2 separate regions of the Mus musculus genome follow, and region 1 is linked to region 2. Evidence: chromatin contacts called from ENCODE Hi-C or POLR2A ChIA-PET data. All regions are on one chromosome and are shown on one strand. The core of a region is the stretch at or near the end of the contact, and the rest is flanking DNA. Distances in the headings are between cores, read along the strand shown. Region 1 holds the start of Dzip1l (DAZ interacting protein 1-like). Region 2 holds the start of Dbr1 (debranching RNA lariats 1).

Region 1 (3,647 bases), core at 422-2,921, 54 kb before region 2:
TTTTTTCCTTTAAAACAAAAATGGAGGTGGGCTTTGACTGGTGGCTCATGGGAATATCTTAGAGAATAAGGCCTAGCAGGACCTATTATCCCCAGGCACAGAAGTGTCAAAAACAAACAAAACCTGCTCCACATCGGAAAGAAAACTAACAGACTGTCCTGGGGTTTCTTGTCTATTAAAGCGCTGTTGCTTCCTAACAGAGCCTCTCCATCTTTATTCTGGACCAGACCCCGTCACTACAATCACCAAGCAAGTGACTGGCCAGTGTTGGGGCAAGTGGTTGGCTAGCCCACAGCTTCCTCTTCTGCAAAGTGAGCACAGGACATTCAGAACTGCCTACCAAGGGCTCCCCTTCTCCTCTGAAGTGTTCTGAGTGGCACAAACAAAAGAAGTTCAGCTCCCAAATGCACAAGATTTCTGTTCTCAATTTAAGGCATGCAGCTAAAACAGTGGTTCTCAACCTGTGGGTCGCGACCCCCGAGGAATCTCAGGTATTTTTCATGTCCGATATTTACATTAACAATTCATAACCGTAACGACATTACAGTTATGAAGCAGAATGAAATAACTTTATGGCTGGGGGAATCACTATAACATGAGGAACTGTATTAAAGGCCTGCAGCATTAGGAAGGTTCTGTACTTTAATGATCTAAAACCATTTCCACAGGAGGGAGCAAGCAGACAGACAGACAACCTTCTCTGAGCAGGGTAGTTTTCCCCTGCCAGACCACACCTTGGGGAAGGAAGTGACCATCTTGCTGAACACTTACAGACAGATGGGAGAGCAGGGTTGGAACATCTCACACTCCCTAGGCCTAATCCTGTTAGAAACCAATTCCTGGAGACATGGCCAGGACAGCACCGGCCCTGGGCCCTTCAGGACCGTTGTGAAGGCAATTCTACCAGGCCCTGTCCTCTGATCCTGCCTGGTACACACTTGCCCTGTGGACTTCTACTCTCATCCACCCCTAAGTCTGTGCTCCCGTTAAACTTCAGCCCGGGACCGGAAGCGGAGGAACCTAGACACGCCAATCTTTATTTAAAAATCATCTCGTTAGTAACCGAACCCCACTTCCCACAGAACTCGGATCTGCAGTCCCTTAGATCGCTTTACTGTTTTCAAAAACTGCATTTCCCAAGACCACACTCCTGAAAACGCCGAGGGTTGGGTGTCAGACATCCCCCATTCCGCGCCTCCGTGTCTCCTGGCATGCGAGCTCTTCCCCCCCGCAGGGTACCTCAGTCCTGCACAATCCGAAGCCGCTGGGATAAAGGGATGGAGGCACAGGGAGCGGGACGTCGTGAAGCACCCTCGACCACGCAGCTCCTTTCCTCGCTTGGCTACCGCAGCCACTAATGTTTAACCTGCGCGCGCAGCGGCCAAGTAGCTCCGCCTGGAACCGCGCTCCCTCCGGCGGCTCCCCGCTGGATTCCAGACATAGTTTTCCTGGGAGGCCTGTGGCAGTCTGGGGGTCACCCGGAACAAGGGCCGGCGACTGGAGGTCTTAGAGGTTCCCACGTCCCGACTCACCCCATCCGCAAGTCCAGACTCACTCCATCTCCTACAGTGCAGCCCGAGGATGCTGCCAGCCGCGCGGACCCTACGCGTCTCTCCCCGCCAGTAGCTCAGGCCTGGGGTCTGCGGTGCTTCCCACCCCAACCCCTACCCCCAGCCCATCCACCCACAGCAGAGGCGGAGCCTCTCCCCAGAGCCCGGGAACAGCTATTTTTAGAGTTGCAAGGGAGGGGGGTTGGGGGGAAGGAGGGAGTGCTGCTTTGAATTCGTTAAGGAAATCCAGCATCCAAGTTCCCAGGCCTTGATGAGCGGCAGGACAGACTCTGTCACCATCCCTTCACTTCACATGGCAGGATGCAGCGACTGTTGGCAAGCCCGCAAAATTAAAGGAATTTGACCTGAGCCACATTAGGAGACCCATAGGTGTGCTCCAATTTGATCAGATGGCAATCACCTTTCAGATCCCTTATCCATTAACGTTGCCCAGAAAGCTCCGGCAGGAGTTGGGGGTATTATATTTTCTCTCCTGATTATAGATCCCTGCCCCCTCTCGTTGGGACTCTCATCTCGTGACTTTAAGTTCTGGGAGGGTTTGTTGTATCTTAGGGCCTTTCTCTCAACACAGCTTCAAAATGCCAAGCTCTGCATCTTGGGGACAGCAAGGACAAAAGCCCTAGGAATAAACGTTGCCAAGGGTGGGGAGAAACTCAAATTTCTGTGCGTTATTGATGGGAATTCAAAATGGTACTGCCACTGTGGGAAACAAAATGGTTTGCCATGATTCAGCACTATTTGAAAATATTACAAGGATTAGGAGGTATAGCCTTGTTGGAGAAAGTGTGACACTGGAGGTGGGCTTTGAGGTTTCAAAACGCCCATGTCAGACCCAGTCTTCGCCCACCCTTACGGGTCAGGTGGGTCAGGATGTAACTCTTAACTATTTCTCCAACACCAGGCCTGCCTGCTACCATACTCCCTGCAATTATGATAAATGGACTAAGCCTCTGATACTGTAAGCAAGCCTCCAGTTAAGTACTTTTCTTTTTCATAAGAGTTACCTTGGTCATGGGGTCTCTTCTCAGCAACAGAATAATAAATAAGGCACATGTCTAGATCTATATCCAAAGAAGCTTAAAGCAAGACCCCAAACAAACTCTTGGACACTTGTATTTAATGAGCTGTCAAAATGGCTCAGCAGGTAAAGGGCTTTGTCATCAAGTCGGATATCCTGGATTGGATTCCTGTAACCCACACCGTGGAAGGAAACAACTCCTGAAACTTGTCCTCTGACATCTGTATATACAGATATGTGCGTGCGCGCACACACACACAATGTACAATAAAATAATAACATTATTTACAACAGCCAAAATGTGGAAGTAATCCAAGCGCCCATGGGCAGCTGATTGGCTAAGAACACGTGGCTTACACATACAATGGAATATCATTCACCCTTAATGAGGAAGGAAATACTGGCATGTGTTATTACATGGACCAGATTTGTCTTAGTCCATTTAGACTACTGTGATACAATACTACAGACTAAACAGAAACCCCTTCGCTCTGCTCTTGGAAGCTAGGAAGTCTAAGATCAAGGCATCAGCAGATCCCATCTGCTGAGCACCTATTTCCTGATCAACATTGTAGAAGGATCTAGTAGCTCTCAAAAGACTCTTATGTAAGGGCACTGAATCCAGCTGGGAGGGCTCTACTCTCATAACTGCATCACTTCCTGGAGTGAAGGTTTGGTGTTTGTTTGTTTGTTTGTTTGTTTGTTTTGATGAGAAATCACAAGCACTGAATAACTGTCATCTGCTGAGGCCACAGCATCCAATATGGCAGCCCTTTATCTCCTCAGCCTAGAGCTCTATTTCTAATCAACATGGTAGAAGGATCTAGTAGCTCTCAAAAGACTCTTCTGTAAGGGCACTGAATCCAGCTGGGAGGGCTCTACTCTCATAACTGCATCACTTCCTGGAGTCCCCATCCTTAACATTGTTTGGTTAGGAGTCCCCAAATGTCCATGTGGTAAAGTCTTGGTCCCCAGTATGGAGCTATGGGAGTTTGGTGTGACCTTTAAGAGACGAGGCCTAGTAGGGAGACTTCAGTTATTAGGTAGAGACCTTGAGA
Region 2 (3,496 bases), core at 331-2,830:
ACCAGAACTACGTGTGTCTAAAAAAAATCTATCACTCGAAAGTCATGTACTTAGGGGCTGGAGAGATGGCTCAGAGCACTGGATGCTTTTCCACAGGTCCCGAGTTCAATTCCCAGCACCACATGGTGGCTTCTAACCATCTATAATGGGATCTGGTGCTCTGTAGGCACATATGCACTCAGAACACTGTATACACGGTAGATAAATAAATACATCTTGGGGTAGGGGGAGTCATGTACTTAAAAATCCACAAATGAAATAACCCAGTGGTTAGGATTTGCTTTAAGGCATCCCAGCCATCTCCCTCAGGAAAAGTTTAAACAATACTGGATATTTAAATATGGGAGTAGAACAAAGTAATAGGAGTTGAGGTTAACAAGTAAAGAAATTTATTAAACTACTCGGTATTTTTATGTATGTTTAGCATTTTCCATTATAAAGTTTAATGCAATAAGAAAAAAGCAAAGAGACTACAAAAAAAAAAACTTGTCATCATATTAGCTATTATTTAAACCTCTAGAAGAAAATGGATGTATGTTCATGACTGGCCATTTAATAACTATTTTAACTCAATTCTCATGATTATTTAAGTTAATGGCATTCACCACATGTCTTCTAGAAGCTGCCCAGCTGGTACAGATTCTGACAAGACCAAAAAAAGTGCACATAAACACATACCTAAATAATAAATATTCGGCGCTACCCAGCCACCATAGGGTAACTCTTGCAAATGGTTTGAGGCTTCATGGTTTCCTCCAATGAAGATGGTGAGAACCGGGGCCTTTTTCTCTCCAGAGTAATATCTACAACATAACGGTAATAAAGCTGTCAGGAACCAAACTAAACACAAAAAAGCAAGAGGTCAGAAGGAAAAGGCCGAGCTCAAAAACGATCAAACGGTCCCCACTATCTTCCCATCCCTGCCCTTAAGAATAAATTAAATCTTGAGTGTCGAGCACACATTCATTGAGATCAAGAACTTTGTGAAGTGCAAGTCTGGGCTTCTAGAACCCAGACTAGCACACAGCAGGTCACGGGAAAACCAGATCATTAAATCAACTAACCATCGTGTTCTAGCAAATCCAAAGTATCTAAACCTGCTGGTGTCACCCCGGGTCCCTGGGAAGAAGAGCCAGGTGTGTACAGAGAGGAGGAGGCCAGGGCCATTTCCTAAGCTCCGGGTCCAACAGACATCGCGATCTGCGGCAGCAGGACCTGGAACCCCACGCGAGGACCGGCCGCGCGCCCCTCACCTGTAGAAGGTCTGCATGTGACGGTACTTGGGCGGCACGGCCATGCAGCGCAGGTCGGCCTCGTTGCGCACCGCCTGGAAGTCGCCGCAGCACAGAAGGAGATCCACGGGTCCCGAGCCGCGCCGCTCCGCCAGCGCCAGAGTCTCGTAGATCTTGTCCAGCTCGCCGTGGCAGCAGCCGGCCACGGCCACCCTCATCGTGACGTTGGGCCGCGGAACTCAACAGCAACACCCCGGAGCACCTGCAGCCCGGGTCGCACAGCAAAGAACACCAGGCAGCCGGCCCACCCGGCTCCCGCCAACACCAACCGAGCCGCGGCTGAGTTTCGAGTCCTTTATGTAACTTCCGGCTTCCAAGTCTCGCGAGAGAGGGAACGGGAAGGGCCCGGTCAAGCCGGAGGGGGGAAACTTTGAACTTGTTTAATGGAGACCCTGTCTGTCTTCGTGATCCCTTGCGTGCTAGCAATCTAGTGGGTTACATTGTTTAAAACTAGAAAAAGAAATAAAATCTCCAAGAATAGGGATTGAATTTAGTAAAATCAAGGTAAGCAGCCGGGCGTGGTGGCGCACGCCTTTAATCCCAGCACTTGGGAGGCAGAGGCAGGCGGATTTCTGAGTTCGAGGCCTTCCTGGTCTACAAAGTGAGTTCCAGGACAGCCAAGGCTACAGAGAAACTCTGTCTCGAAAAACCAAAAAAAAAAAATCAAGGTAAGCAAGTGAGCAGGAGCGATTGAGCAATTAATTCCCTAGAGCAAATCTCTCCCTGGCAACGATGATTGCCTTAAAAATGAATTAGAAAGTAAAAAGAGGTTTTAATGATGACATTAAAATTTAAATGCAACGTTGAAGCTTACTGATTATTTTAAAACTATACACCAACCCTCCCGGGGGGAATTTCTAAAATTATTTTTGACTAAGGGGAATGGGTATTTTCCTACCAAATTGTTTGCCTAACTGTAACGCAAGATGAATGAAAGGTTAAATATCTCGAAAACTTCTGGAGAGAAAAGGTGGCGACTAATCAAGGAAGAATGAATGGCAAAGAAGAAAGCCAGTAAAGGAAATCTAATCAAGGGCATACAGTTGTAGCGCCACGAAAGTGTTAGCGATCCCCCAAAACCAGGCAGGAGCCCATCTGATGTAACTCATAGCACGGTCTTTATTCTATCCCAGCTCGCTGTGGCTCGCCACCAACACACAGCACAGTTTTTGGTGTACCCCGAATGTCAGTGGGGACAAGACTTTATAGAAAGCTACAAGCAGAGGGTGGGATGTGGTAGTGGTGGTAGTTAAGCATCTAATTCGAGAGCTACCATGGCCTTTAACACAATTGGCTGGTGCTGGGAGTCATATCATAAACTTAATTTCTGCTTCCCTCTGCATTAGTGGTCGTTAGGCAGGGGGTGGCCTCGTAACCTGGGGGTGCAGATATGTTGGGGTAATAACCTGGGGACGCTGGTCTTGTTGAGGGGTAACTTGGAAACTAGTGTTATGTTGGTTAGTTTGTCTGAGTTCAAACTTTGGCCAGGTTCTCTAAAATGGAGTCTGAACTTACAAGATTTGGCCTCTCAACAGAGAAGTATACATTTAAACAACTGAAAAATTTAATCAGTTAAATACAATCTAGGCTGGGGGCGTGGCAGGGGGAGGGAGGGGATGGTGGCTCTGCCTTTAATCCTTGTATTCCAGAAATAAGCAAGCAGATCCCTGGCCAGTGTGGTCAGCATGGTCTATAAAGTGAATTAAGACAGCTGGGGCTAGCCGGGCGTGGTGGTGCTCGCCTTTAATCCCATTACTCGGGAGTTTGAGGCCAGCCTGGTCTACAAAGTGAGTTCCAGGACAGCCAGGGCTACACAGAGAAATCCTGTCTCGAAAAACAAAACAAACAAAAAAATTTGACAGCTGGGACTGATGCATGGAGAAGCCCTGTCCCATAAAACCAAGAAAGAAAAAAGAAAAAGAAAGAAAGACAAAACCATACAGAGAAATGTCTCAGAAAAGACGATCTAATCAAGGTTATACAATTTTATAAGTCAGACTCTACTCTTTTTTGCGTCTGTTCTGTTTGTTCCTTCCAATTTTCCTTTCCTTTCCTTTTCTCTTCTTTTCTTTGGAGACAGGATCTTTTTATGTATCTCTGATTGGCCTGGAACTATGTAGATCAGACCGGCCTGAACCTGAAGTAGGCTTTCATTTTTAACTTATACAAACTACTTCCTTCTAGATTCTTTACATAGAATTTTT

What was found. A loop is a pair of places that touch in the nucleus more often than their neighbours do. ChIA-PET counts read pairs that join two places held with the same protein, here RNA polymerase II (POLR2A).
Region 1: a map of heart shows a loop between it and region 2 (7-fold over the local background). The contact joins the promoter of Dzip1l here to the promoter of Dbr1 in region 2. A Hi-C loop is called at or near these places in 7 of 37 maps with a recorded cell type or tissue (adrenal gland, heart and left cerebral cortex). POLR2A ChIA-PET finds 5 or more read pairs at or near these places in 4 of 5 experiments (Patski and embryonic stem cell).

The regions. Positions count from the first base shown.
Region 1 is chr9:99,627,555-99,631,201 of GRCm38, reverse strand. It overlaps Dzip1l (DAZ interacting protein 1-like), which reads right to left and starts at 1,671. Exons shown (of 16, transcript NM_028258.4): 1 at 1,533-1,671.
Region 2 is chr9:99,573,883-99,577,378 of GRCm38, reverse strand. It overlaps Dbr1 (debranching RNA lariats 1), which reads right to left and starts at 1,580. Exons shown (of 8, transcript NM_031403.3): 1 at 1,254-1,580; 2 at 679-803. The coding sequence starts at 1,450.